4 separate regions of the Mus musculus genome follow, and regions 2, 3 and 4 are each linked to region 1. A link is a loop called in an ENCODE intact Hi-C map of the cell type or tissue named here. Cell type or tissue: left cerebral cortex. All regions are shown on one strand.

What was found. Hi-C counts contacts between places; a loop is a spot of excess contacts. Peaks named below come from ENCODE experiments on the same cell type or tissue, not always from the same donor. Only the 100,000 strongest peaks of a DNase experiment are listed, where the experiment ranks them.
Region 2: a loop joins it to region 1, with 1.9 times the contacts of the local background. A loop is called at or near these places in 2 of 42 quality-filtered maps.
Region 3: it touches region 1 in a loop (2.4-fold over the local background); 3 of 42 quality-filtered maps call a loop at or near these places.
Region 4: it touches region 1 in a loop (1.9-fold over the local background); 3 of 42 quality-filtered maps call a loop at or near these places.

The regions. Positions count from the first base shown.
Region 1 is chr16:13,985,200-13,987,699 of GRCm38, reverse strand. It overlaps Ifitm7 (interferon induced transmembrane protein 7), which reads left to right and starts at 833. Exons shown (of 3, transcript NM_001270718.1): 1 at 833-1,070. It overlaps Bmerb1 (bMERB domain containing 1), which reads right to left and starts at 1,063. Exons shown (of 6, transcript NM_144518.3): 1 at 807-1,063. The coding sequence starts at 909. In left cerebral cortex, no CTCF peak of the experiment used is centred here; DNase peaks (open chromatin) are centred at 6, 530, 684 and 1,089; H3K4me3 peaks cover 1,443 bases; H3K27ac peaks cover 1,444 bases.
Region 2 is chr16:14,065,583-14,068,082 of GRCm38, reverse strand. The region is part of intron 2 of Bmerb1 (bMERB domain containing 1); the gene reads right to left. It also overlaps the pseudogene Gm15808. Among named protein-coding and RNA genes, the nearest start is that of Ifitm7, 80 kb to the right of the region's middle. In left cerebral cortex, no CTCF peak of the experiment used is centred here; a DNase peak (open chromatin) is centred at 1,133.
Region 3 is chr16:14,086,203-14,088,702 of GRCm38, reverse strand. The region is part of intron 2 of Bmerb1 (bMERB domain containing 1); the gene reads right to left. Among named protein-coding and RNA genes, the nearest start is that of Marf1, 72 kb to the left of the region's middle. In left cerebral cortex, no CTCF peak of the experiment used is centred here; no DNase peak of the experiment used is centred here.
Region 4 is chr16:14,073,216-14,075,715 of GRCm38, reverse strand. All of the region lies in intron 2 of Bmerb1 (bMERB domain containing 1), which reads right to left. Among named protein-coding and RNA genes, the nearest start is that of Marf1, 85 kb to the left of the region's middle. In left cerebral cortex, no CTCF peak of the experiment used is centred here; a DNase peak (open chromatin) is centred at 1,363.

The DNA of each region.
Region 1 (2,500 bases):
CCAGAACAGGAGGCAGAGTGGAGGACATTTGGAAGCTCCTAGAGTCAGGGACATCAATGACCTTAGACTTTCCAGATAGCCTCCACTGTTTGCAGAGTTTCAAGTATTGTGTCCAACAAATTGAAAGCAAAAGTCTTGGATTCATTTACAGATGTTTGTTGATACCAAAACACCAAAGAGAGAGCCAGTAAGTACAGAGGTCTGCTTCAAAACCGCTTTCAAGAGCTGAACCAAACCAAATCGTATCATTGAGTCAAGAGCTAACAGAGTGGGGGAGGGGGGTTGCACAGCGCTAACCTTGCCCTTTGCCTGCTCTTTCATCTCTCCTCTGACCCAAGAGGAGGTGGGACAATGCTGGAATTTCAGCTATGCTCTGAACCTCAAGGCTGAAAGAGCACACAGACACTCCCCCATTTCTGTATGTGGGGCTTTCAAAGCTGCCCTTGGCTCCTGCGCCCTCAAGCATCCTAACACTCTAGCGTTCCTCCTCCTGGGATGCAGGAAAGACGGTCCTTCGCAAAAGCTGCCTCCGGCTGCCGGATCTCGGACTCCTTAGTCCAGTACAGCTGGACTCCTAGCTTAGCTGCCTCGCGATTTCCAGAGGAGCCTCCCAGTACAGCCCAGCCCTGGAGGGTCCCCTCTTTTGTTTGTAGGGAGAACCTACAAACTGCTGTTGTGCAACACTGGAAGCCCAGCTGCGGGGGCGCTTCCCGTCTGCCAGCCTGCGTTCCGGTCTGCTCTAGGGGGCCCCAGTTCAGCACGCGAGTCCCCAACTGTCCCCACCCGTTCCCTGCCCGAACACTCACTTCCCAGTCCCTCCGCTTTCCATGCTGTCTCCTCCACCGCCCCATAACGCCTGAGAGGCTTCTCGGCTTCCAGATGAACAGACAGAGATTGCTTTAACTCCATTGCTGTTCCCCGCGGGCAGGTCCAGGGGTCTGGTTCACTCCATCCCTGCTGAAGGCTGCGGGGAGGAAGGCAGCTCAGATCGGCAGTGTTTTAATGGGCCCGGCGTTGCTGAGGAAGCTGCTCCATCTCTTCAATCTCCAGCACCTGAAAGCTCCCAACTGGTACCCAGGATGGGGGAGGGATGCATAACACATGCGCAATGGAAGCTGGAGGGGGGAGGTTTGGGGGCTGGGTAGGGAGAAAGAGGGACAGATGATAAACTCTCTAGAACAACAAAAACAAAAACAACTAAAATAAAATCACCCCCAAATGAAACAAGAATAAGGCACCTGCCCACACTGAAACCAGTAGATAGGCTTTCTGTGGATGGATCTAGCATTGTGGGTGACTGGGGATCTGTTAGAGGGCTGGTAGGTTTCAAGCGTGATTGGTGAGCCAGAACAGTATCTGTAGATGTGATGATCCTTCTTTGTAGACAAGCCCAAGTATGGACCGCTGCTTTCAGATTCTGTTGTTTGCAGTTATGTGCATGTTTTGAATATAAAAGGGGGACAGCAGCTACGTGTGTGTGTGTGTGTGTGTGTGTGTGTGTGTGTGTGTGTGTGTGTGTGTGTATGTACACCTGTGTCAATCCTGTGCATTTGTATGGAAAGGAACAAGAGAAGCAAATATTTTGTATATAAGGCCAACAAAGCTGTTCAGAACACTGATCTTTACAAACCTGGAAAATAATTGTGACCAAACATAACAGCAATAAAAAAAAAAAAAAAAAAAAAAAACCAGTGTCAGGACTGGCAACAGAGCTCAATTGGTATAACATTCACAGCCTAAGCATGAGGGTCCAAGTCTGATCTACAGGACAGAGCAGGCATTAAAAGAGCAGATACAGCCGGGCGTGGTGGCATGCGCCTTTAATCCCAGCACTCAGGAGGCAGAGGCAGGCGGATTTCTGAGTTCGAGGCCAGCCTGGTCTACAAAGTGAGCTCCAGGACAGCCAGGGCTATACAGAGAAACCCTGTCTCGAAAAACCAAAAACAACAACAACAAAAAAAAACCCAAAAAACAAACAAACAAAAAAAGAGCAGATACAGCTCTAGTCCCAATGCTAGGAGTGAAGGCAGGAGGAACCCCAGGGCTTGCTTGCCCCAAGACACCTTATACCAACTTCTGGCTTACACATGCACACTTTTTGGTTTTAATATAAAGTTAAGGGATGAGAATGCAGCTCAGTTGGCAGAATACTTGCATAATATGCACAAAGCCTTTGGGTCCTATCCCTAGAACTACATGAACCAGGCATGTGATTCTAGCACACAAGAAGAGGCAAGAGGATCTGAAATTCAAATTCATCCTTGGATATGTAGGGTGTTTGTATAGCAGCCTAGGTTACACAAAACCATGAATGAATGAATGAATGAACGAATGAAGTGTTATCAGCAGCTATTGATAAAAGTTAATACTACTTTTTGAATTACTGCTAAACATAGACCATTTCCCAATGTCTCTGTGAAACCTCACACTCCATTCCTGTCTGCTTTACAGAAGATAGAACTGAGGTACAGAGAGATCACTTACCGTATCTCCAAACTGC
Region 2 (2,500 bases), 80 kb before region 1:
CCTCTCTAGGTTATCTTTGGCGAGGAGGGTCCCTGTGGAATCGCGGTCTGTAACCCCGATACAGATTCTGTCTCACCTTGCTCTCTGGCACCTTGGCTGTCTGCACCCTCCATCACTTCTCCTTGCACAGTGGGGTTGGAATACTGTGGTTGCTGCGCATAGGGTCTCCACATGTAGTAAGGTGGAAACCTTTGCCTGCATTCTTTTTCCCATTTTCATTATTCTGGTAATTTTCCTGGCAATTGCGTGGAGGGCCCTCTGACATGGATAACATCTATAATGGTTACGGTCTGCTGCGTATTTACTGCCTTGAACTGGAACTCCACCAGGGCCTGTAACATTTGCTGCCTCCGCATCTTTTATTCCTTCAACCACATCAAACTCCACAGTCTCTCCATCTCCTACACTGCGAAGGTACTTCCTAGGGATATTCTTCTTTATGGCAGTCTGGTGTACAAATTCGTCTTCCTTGGTGTCATTCCTGTTGATGAAACTGTATCTGTTCTTTACATTGAACCATTTTACTGTTCCCAAAACCTTCGTTGCGATGACCTTCTTGCCCCTGCTGGCAGGCACCACCGGGCCGCCACTACCCGCGCGGAGCTGGGCTTGGTGTCGGTGGTGCTGAGGGCGGTGGCAGGGACGGCAGGTGGCTGGTGGGTCTTGGCCTAGCTGCTCATGGTTGCTGAGATGGTAACTGGGGCCTGCAGCAACAGCTGAGGCTCCTCCCAGGTGTGATGGCAACTAGGCCTGCAGCAGCCGTCTCAGTGCTCTCTGGGGTCCTGGGCACTTTCAATTTAACTGTGATTTACTCCACATAGGCAATCATCTTTAGATGACAAGGACATCCCAACCAAACCCCCTATATTGTGACTTGGTGATACCTTGTGGAAGAGCCACTTAAATGGCTCAAAGCCATCTTGCTGCATTCCATTGGCACCCCTTGAGTCCTTCTCCTCAGACCCAAGTCTCAGAGGGATGATAAGGAAATTCCTGTTCTCCCAGTCATGGACAGGGTCATCTGTGAGACCCCGACTTAAAGCGTTTCTCCCTGAAAGGTAAAGCCCCTGGATGTTTCCCAAGCGTGTTTCCCCTGATCTCTAAAAATACAGCCAGAAAGAAGCTCTTTGTTCTCTATAGCCAGCAAAAAGCCTTTTTGTTTCTGTGCCTTACAGACAGAGATGCGATGATTGTGGGGAGACCTAGCCAGGCGCTTGTTTGGCTCCCTGTACCAAGGACATGGAGATAGATTCCACAGAGAAGAGCTGTAGCCAAACTCCTCCCAATTCCTCAGCTACTGTTAAAAGCCCCCTGCTGTTACTGCTTGGAGTTGAACTCCCCTGCCCTGTCCTCAGCTAGCTGACAATAAAGCCTCTTGCAGTTTGCATCAGGTGTGGTTTTCTTGAGTTATTGAGGTACCAGCCAGCTCATCCCTGGACTTGAGCGGAGGTCTCCCCAGTTTCGGGGGTCTCACAATACTTCCTACCTACCCCCTCCACCCCTGCCTGACTTTCGTGCTACCTATGGATGTTTTCCTGCATCCCCTCACCCCTTATCCATCTTCACCTATAACCCCTTTCTAAGTCCCCCTCATACCAGGTTAGATATCAAGGAAACCTTGAAGAGGGAGCATCTACTTCTAGGAGAGTCCCCACCTTACCTCTTTGTCAAACCTCTTCCATGGGCCCCCAAGATGGGGCCAAAGGGTGGCCCCTTTCATGATCTATACCTCATCTTTGACCAGTAACTTCTATAACTGGAAGAATCACAACATTTCTTTCTCAGAGAAACCCAGGATTTAATTTCTCTCCCGGAGACTATTTTCTATTCCTATCTATCAACTTGGGATGATTGTCAACAACTCCTGCAGACCTCTTTACCTCAGAGAAATGAAAACACACTGAGGAAGCCAGGGAATTAGTTACTTAACAAATTCTGAGACCACTGAGAAGGTTTTGCCATTCAAGCACCCAGATGGGGACCCTAACACAGCAGCAGGTAAGAGTCCTTTGAGATCTTTCACCAGACTCTCTTGGGATGTTTCTAAGTGGCTTCCAGCTGGCCTACAAATTTGTCAGAAGTTAGCCAGGTTACTTTGGGACGCAAGGAATCTCTCTTGGCCTGCAATCTCCCTGGAATGCCTCCTGGAAGCCTATTGGACTTACAGCTCCATAGATCCCAAAACAGAAGGAAACAGGAGGGCCACAAATATTGCCTTTGTGGCCCAGTCTGCCCCTAATATATATATAAAACCTTCAGAGATAGGGGCTTTGAAGGGGAAAAACCTGTTTAAATTGATTGAGGTTTCAACCCAAGTCTTTAATAACTGGGACACCCCAGATGATTGGCAGATGAAACATGGCTTGAGCTATGGTGGCTGCCTTCCAGAAACTAGAGGGTCCATTCCCAGGTTCAGATTTCAAAGGCAACAGGCCATTGATAAAGGGCAAGAGAAACCAATGTGCCAAATGTAAAGAACTATGGCATTGGAGGGAGATTG
Region 3 (2,500 bases), 100 kb before region 1:
CAGCTCTGTAGCTATGGGAGTCTGGCAGGTGTTTTTACACAGTCCAGACCCAGAAACAGAGTGCTTGGGCAGGAACCTGGCACGTAGAACCCTTGAGTCCTGCCCCAACAGCTAGCTAGGCCCCACATCCCCAAAATCACATTATAACCTCCCACAACAGTGTCACAGCTCTCTGTGTCTACATGCTAACCACAGAAGCCTGTCAGAGCTCTCTGTGTCTACATGCTAACCACAGAAGCCTGTCACAGCTCTCTGTGTCTACATGTTAACCACAGAAGCCTGGCATTCGGGGTAGTTACATTTAAACCACAAGAGTCTGTGATGACGTTTGCAGAGATTGGCTTATGAGCTGCTGAACTGTCTAGGTGAGAAGTCCTGCCCTCTGTAGCAGAACTAGTCATCTGTAGGTGAGGACAGGAAAGAGGATGCAAAGGAGGAAGTTAAGGTTGTACATATACTTGCTCTGTTGCTATGTGTCTGTCAAAAGGAGAAATTAGGGGTTGTACACTCTCTCCATTGCTATTTGTCTATCTCTGTCTTTCTCTCAATCTCTCTCTCTTTTTCTTTGTCTCCCTCCCTCTGCTCTTAGGCATAACTCCAAAATTTTCACCTCTTAGATTCTGGATTTTGTACCATTGATACCTAGGGCCTGAGGCTTGTGGACAGAATCATCCACGTCCAGGTTCTGAAGCCTCCAGACACAGACAGAGTCATAATACTAACGCCCCCAGTGTAGTGTCCATTCTTGCAGGTTTAAAAGTACGCCGGTTATAAATATCATGTGACATTGTTACAAAATATTTTCACAATTTGTTCTTTTTACTATTTATGCCTTTTAGTTTATAATGATATATAATTCTACTTCAGAATATGTCTTGAAGATGATTCCCTGTTAGTGCATTCAAGTCAACTGATTTTTGTGGCTGCCCAGCATCCTGCTATATTGATATACTCCTCATACTAGGTTTTCTGTGACAAATTCCTAGACATAGAAGCAATATAAACATTTACATTTCAATAGGAATTCACAAACCCCTTCCAGGGCCTATTCAAGGGCTTTCCTACAATTCTGCAATGTATTGTAGTAAGGTGTGTGTTACAAAAAGAAAAAATTAATCCTGGCCTAAGATTTTAGTTCAGTTGATAGCATGCTCTCCTAACATGCACAAAGCCCTGGGTTTGATCCTCAGAACAACATAAAATGGGGGTGTTTGTGAACACGCATGTAATCTCAGAACTGGGATGTTGAGGCAAGAGGATCCGAGTTCGAGGTCAGTCTGGGTCAGATGAGACCATGTCTCAAGAACAATTTGTTTTAAAGTCAATTTGTCATTCTCATAAAAATTATTTTCAGTGGCTACCAGGAACTTCCCCTGCAGATTTCTAGGGTGTGCTCATTGATCATCTAGGTGGATTTTTAGGTTATCTGTGCTACCTGGGTCTCCACGGGGTTAACATAGATTTATGCAAGAATTTTTTTTAATGTGGGAAGATTCTGAGAAGCAGAATCACACTGAGTAAAAATGGCTTAACAGGTCAACGATAGCTGAGGCATCTTCAAGGCAGTTCCCAAAGTATATACAGTTTCAAAATGTGTATATTCACACCTGCATCTTCACTGAGCGTCTGCTGTGCTGGCCTCAGGCCTAAGCTCTGAGAAGTCACTACCAACAAGGCTCAGGCAGCATGAAGTTGACCTTTTGTCAGTACAGATAGATAACCACATGCTCACATATGTAGAAACGTCCCAGGATCTCCTCTTGCTCCTGAACACCAAAATCCACACATGCCCAAGTCTTGAAAATAAGACAGCCTAATGTCTGCATATAATCTCTATACATACTCCTAGGTATTTAAGTCACCTCTAGATAACTTATGATGCCCAATACAGTCAACACAGCCTAGATATTATATAATCAGGAATTATCCTCTCACTTAGGATATAATGACAAAAAGTTAAAAGGGTGGGCCCAGGGGCAGAGCTGGAGAGATGGCTCACTGGATAATAGCATGTACTAATCTTCCAGGGGATTAAACCTTGGGTCCCAAACCTGAATTAGGTGGCTTACAAACACCTATAACTTCAGCTCCATGGGATATGACATCCTTTTCTCACCTCCATGGGTGCCTGCACTCACATTAATAAGTGCATGCACAGACACACAACATAACTTTAAAATTTTAGTCTTATATGTTTATTTTTTGTGAGAAAGAGTCTTGCTATGTAACTCTATCCTGGAACTCACTATGTAGACCAGGCTGGCCCCAAACTTAGAGATCTTCCTGCCTTTTTCTCTCAAGCACTGGAATTATTATTATTTTTTAAATAAGTAAAAGTCTATAAATGCTTTATCTTATTATCATTATTTATTTATTTATTTATTTATTTATTTATTTTTGGTTTTTCGAGACAGGGTTTCTCTGTATAGCCCTGGCTGTCCTGGAACTCACTTTGTAGACCAGGCTGGTCTCGAACTCAGAAATCTGCCTGCCTCTGCCT
Region 4 (2,500 bases), 88 kb before region 1:
ACTGACCTTGTTGGTTTGCTCGTGTGTAGGTAAGAACTCACCAGAGCTATAGCAAGTTCAACAGTCATGTCATGTCTGGAAGCTAGCATGTCATAGCACTCCTCCCAACCCTCCAACACTTACACTCTTTCCACCGCCTCTTCTGAGATGTTCCCTGGCCCAAGGGAGGAGGAGGAATGACCCTAGTTTTTGAGAAAGGGTCTCTCACTGAACATGGAGCTCATTGATTGGGTTAGATTGGCTGGAAGAAATTCCCTGAATGCACTTGTCTACACACCTCCCCCAGCACTGGGATTACAGACCAGCAATGCTGCATCCGGCTCCTCTCCACACCTTCCCAGTATTGGGATTATAGACCTGCAATAAACTCAGGTCTTCACACTTACATGGCAAGCACTCTGATGACCAAGCCATTCCCCTGCCCCTTCTCTGTACTGTTTATTTTCATTTTTAATGGTGAGTTTGTATTAATTAATTATAAGTCTGTACTATTACTACTACTACTACTACTACTACTACTATTGTTACTACTATTACTACTATTACTACTACTAATAACAATAATAATAATAATAATATATGTATATGAATGTATGTGTACATGTGTGATGCTAGAGATGAAATCCAGGGCTTTGCTCAAACTAAAGAAATGTTCTCCCATTGAGATACGCAACCAACTCAGCTCTTATCTGGATAGTTTTGAAAAACTTGAATATTTTTAATTTCATGGGCCACTCCTTTCTTTGGAGACCACTATCATCACACTGGCCTCAGCAGAACCCCTCCATTCTCTGGCTTTTTTTTTTTTTTGGCCTCACCTTTAGTTAGAGTGCTTGGGTTCTGGCCACTCTCATAGATTCTATAAGCCATGAGCTATGACCCCATATCTTCCCAATCTTTGACCAAACCTTTCCTAAGTCATAGCACTTTTGCCTCTCAAATTAATTCCTATGCAGCCTTCAAGACATTCCAGTGCTCCTTCTGGAACCTTCTCTATGCTCCCAGGCTAGTTCAGTTCCTCCCCCTTCAGTTTTGTGTTTCTTCAGACTGTAACCTCCTTAGAGGGATTCAACTTCTTTGTTTCCTGCATGGCACATCTCAGTCAATATGTGATTTTTTTTTTTTTAAAGAAAACAGGAAAGCTGGTAGGTGGGAAGAACACACAGTCCTGGATTCCACTGAAACAATGCAAAGGGAAAATTCCAAATCCTATGAGAGAGACACCAGGAGGATAATAACACCTATCAAAGGCAGTGAGTCACTCCGGGAGAAACACAGTTAACCACTGGTAGTTTAAGTAGTGCAGTTTTGCATTCTGTCAATGAGCTCCTGAGGTTGCTGCCTCTTCCCATGCCTTCCATGGTCCATCACCTGTTCCCTGTCTTGTCTCCCACATCCTCCATCCCCACTCCTAAAATCCACCCAACTCTCACACTAACACCAACAAAAGATAACACATAGTTGACAATGTCTTGCCAGCCTAAATCTGGTCCCATGTCTGGCGAATGCTCTCTGCTTGTAGGGCATGTATTCTCATTCTCTCTAGCAGTCTTAGAGAGGTTAAGTCAACCAAGATCATAGAGCTGGCAAGATTCTAGAGACAATTCAGGGACAATTGCTACTATAACACTGTGTGCATGTGTACCCAGATATCTTCTTCTTGTCTTTGTTCCATTTTTGTTGTCATGGGCCTTTTAAAAGACTCGGGAATTAGGCCAGGTGTAGTGATCCACCCAGGCATAGCTCTGTGAGTTTGAGGCTAATCAGGTCTACACAGTGAGTTCCAGAATAGCAAGAACTACATAGAGAGACCCTGTATCACAAAACCCAAACCAAACAAACAAACAAGCAAACAAGCCAGGGGTTTTCTTGGCAGGATTAAAAAAATTTTGGAAAATATCCCATATTTTCTATCATCCCTCAAAACCTCTTCAGTGTTTGAAAAATGTTCTTGACATAGGCAATAAAATATTTCTCCCAGTTTTGTATAAGGATTTAGAGGGGGTGGAAATTAATGTATTCCAGGCTGGCCTCCAACTCCTTATGTAGCTGAGGCTGGCCTTGAACTCCTGATTCTCCTTCCTCTATCTTTCACGTGCTGAGATTGCCAGCCAGATAGCCAGATCCAGCTCTACCTTGTATATGACACACTTGGTAGAGAGCCATACTATTTTTAAAATTTTATTTGTAATTACACAAATCCCAAGTTAAATAACATTGTGGGCTTGGTCTGAGAATGGTCAGGGATGAAAAAGAGTCTCAACTGCAAGATACCAGATCTTCTGTCCCCTCCCACCTACTCCTGAAAAACTGGTAAACTGGGCCACTCTAGCTACAGAGTCTGGAGTCTGCCTCTACCAAAGCACAGAGGGTCCCTCTCTGAAGCTGTTGGCTATTTCCAGTCACCTCCTGCAAGTTTCATTAGAGTTGTTGCACTAACAGATGTAAAATTGCTTTGATGACATTTTGTTTTATTTTGTTTTGTTTTAATTCTTTGAGA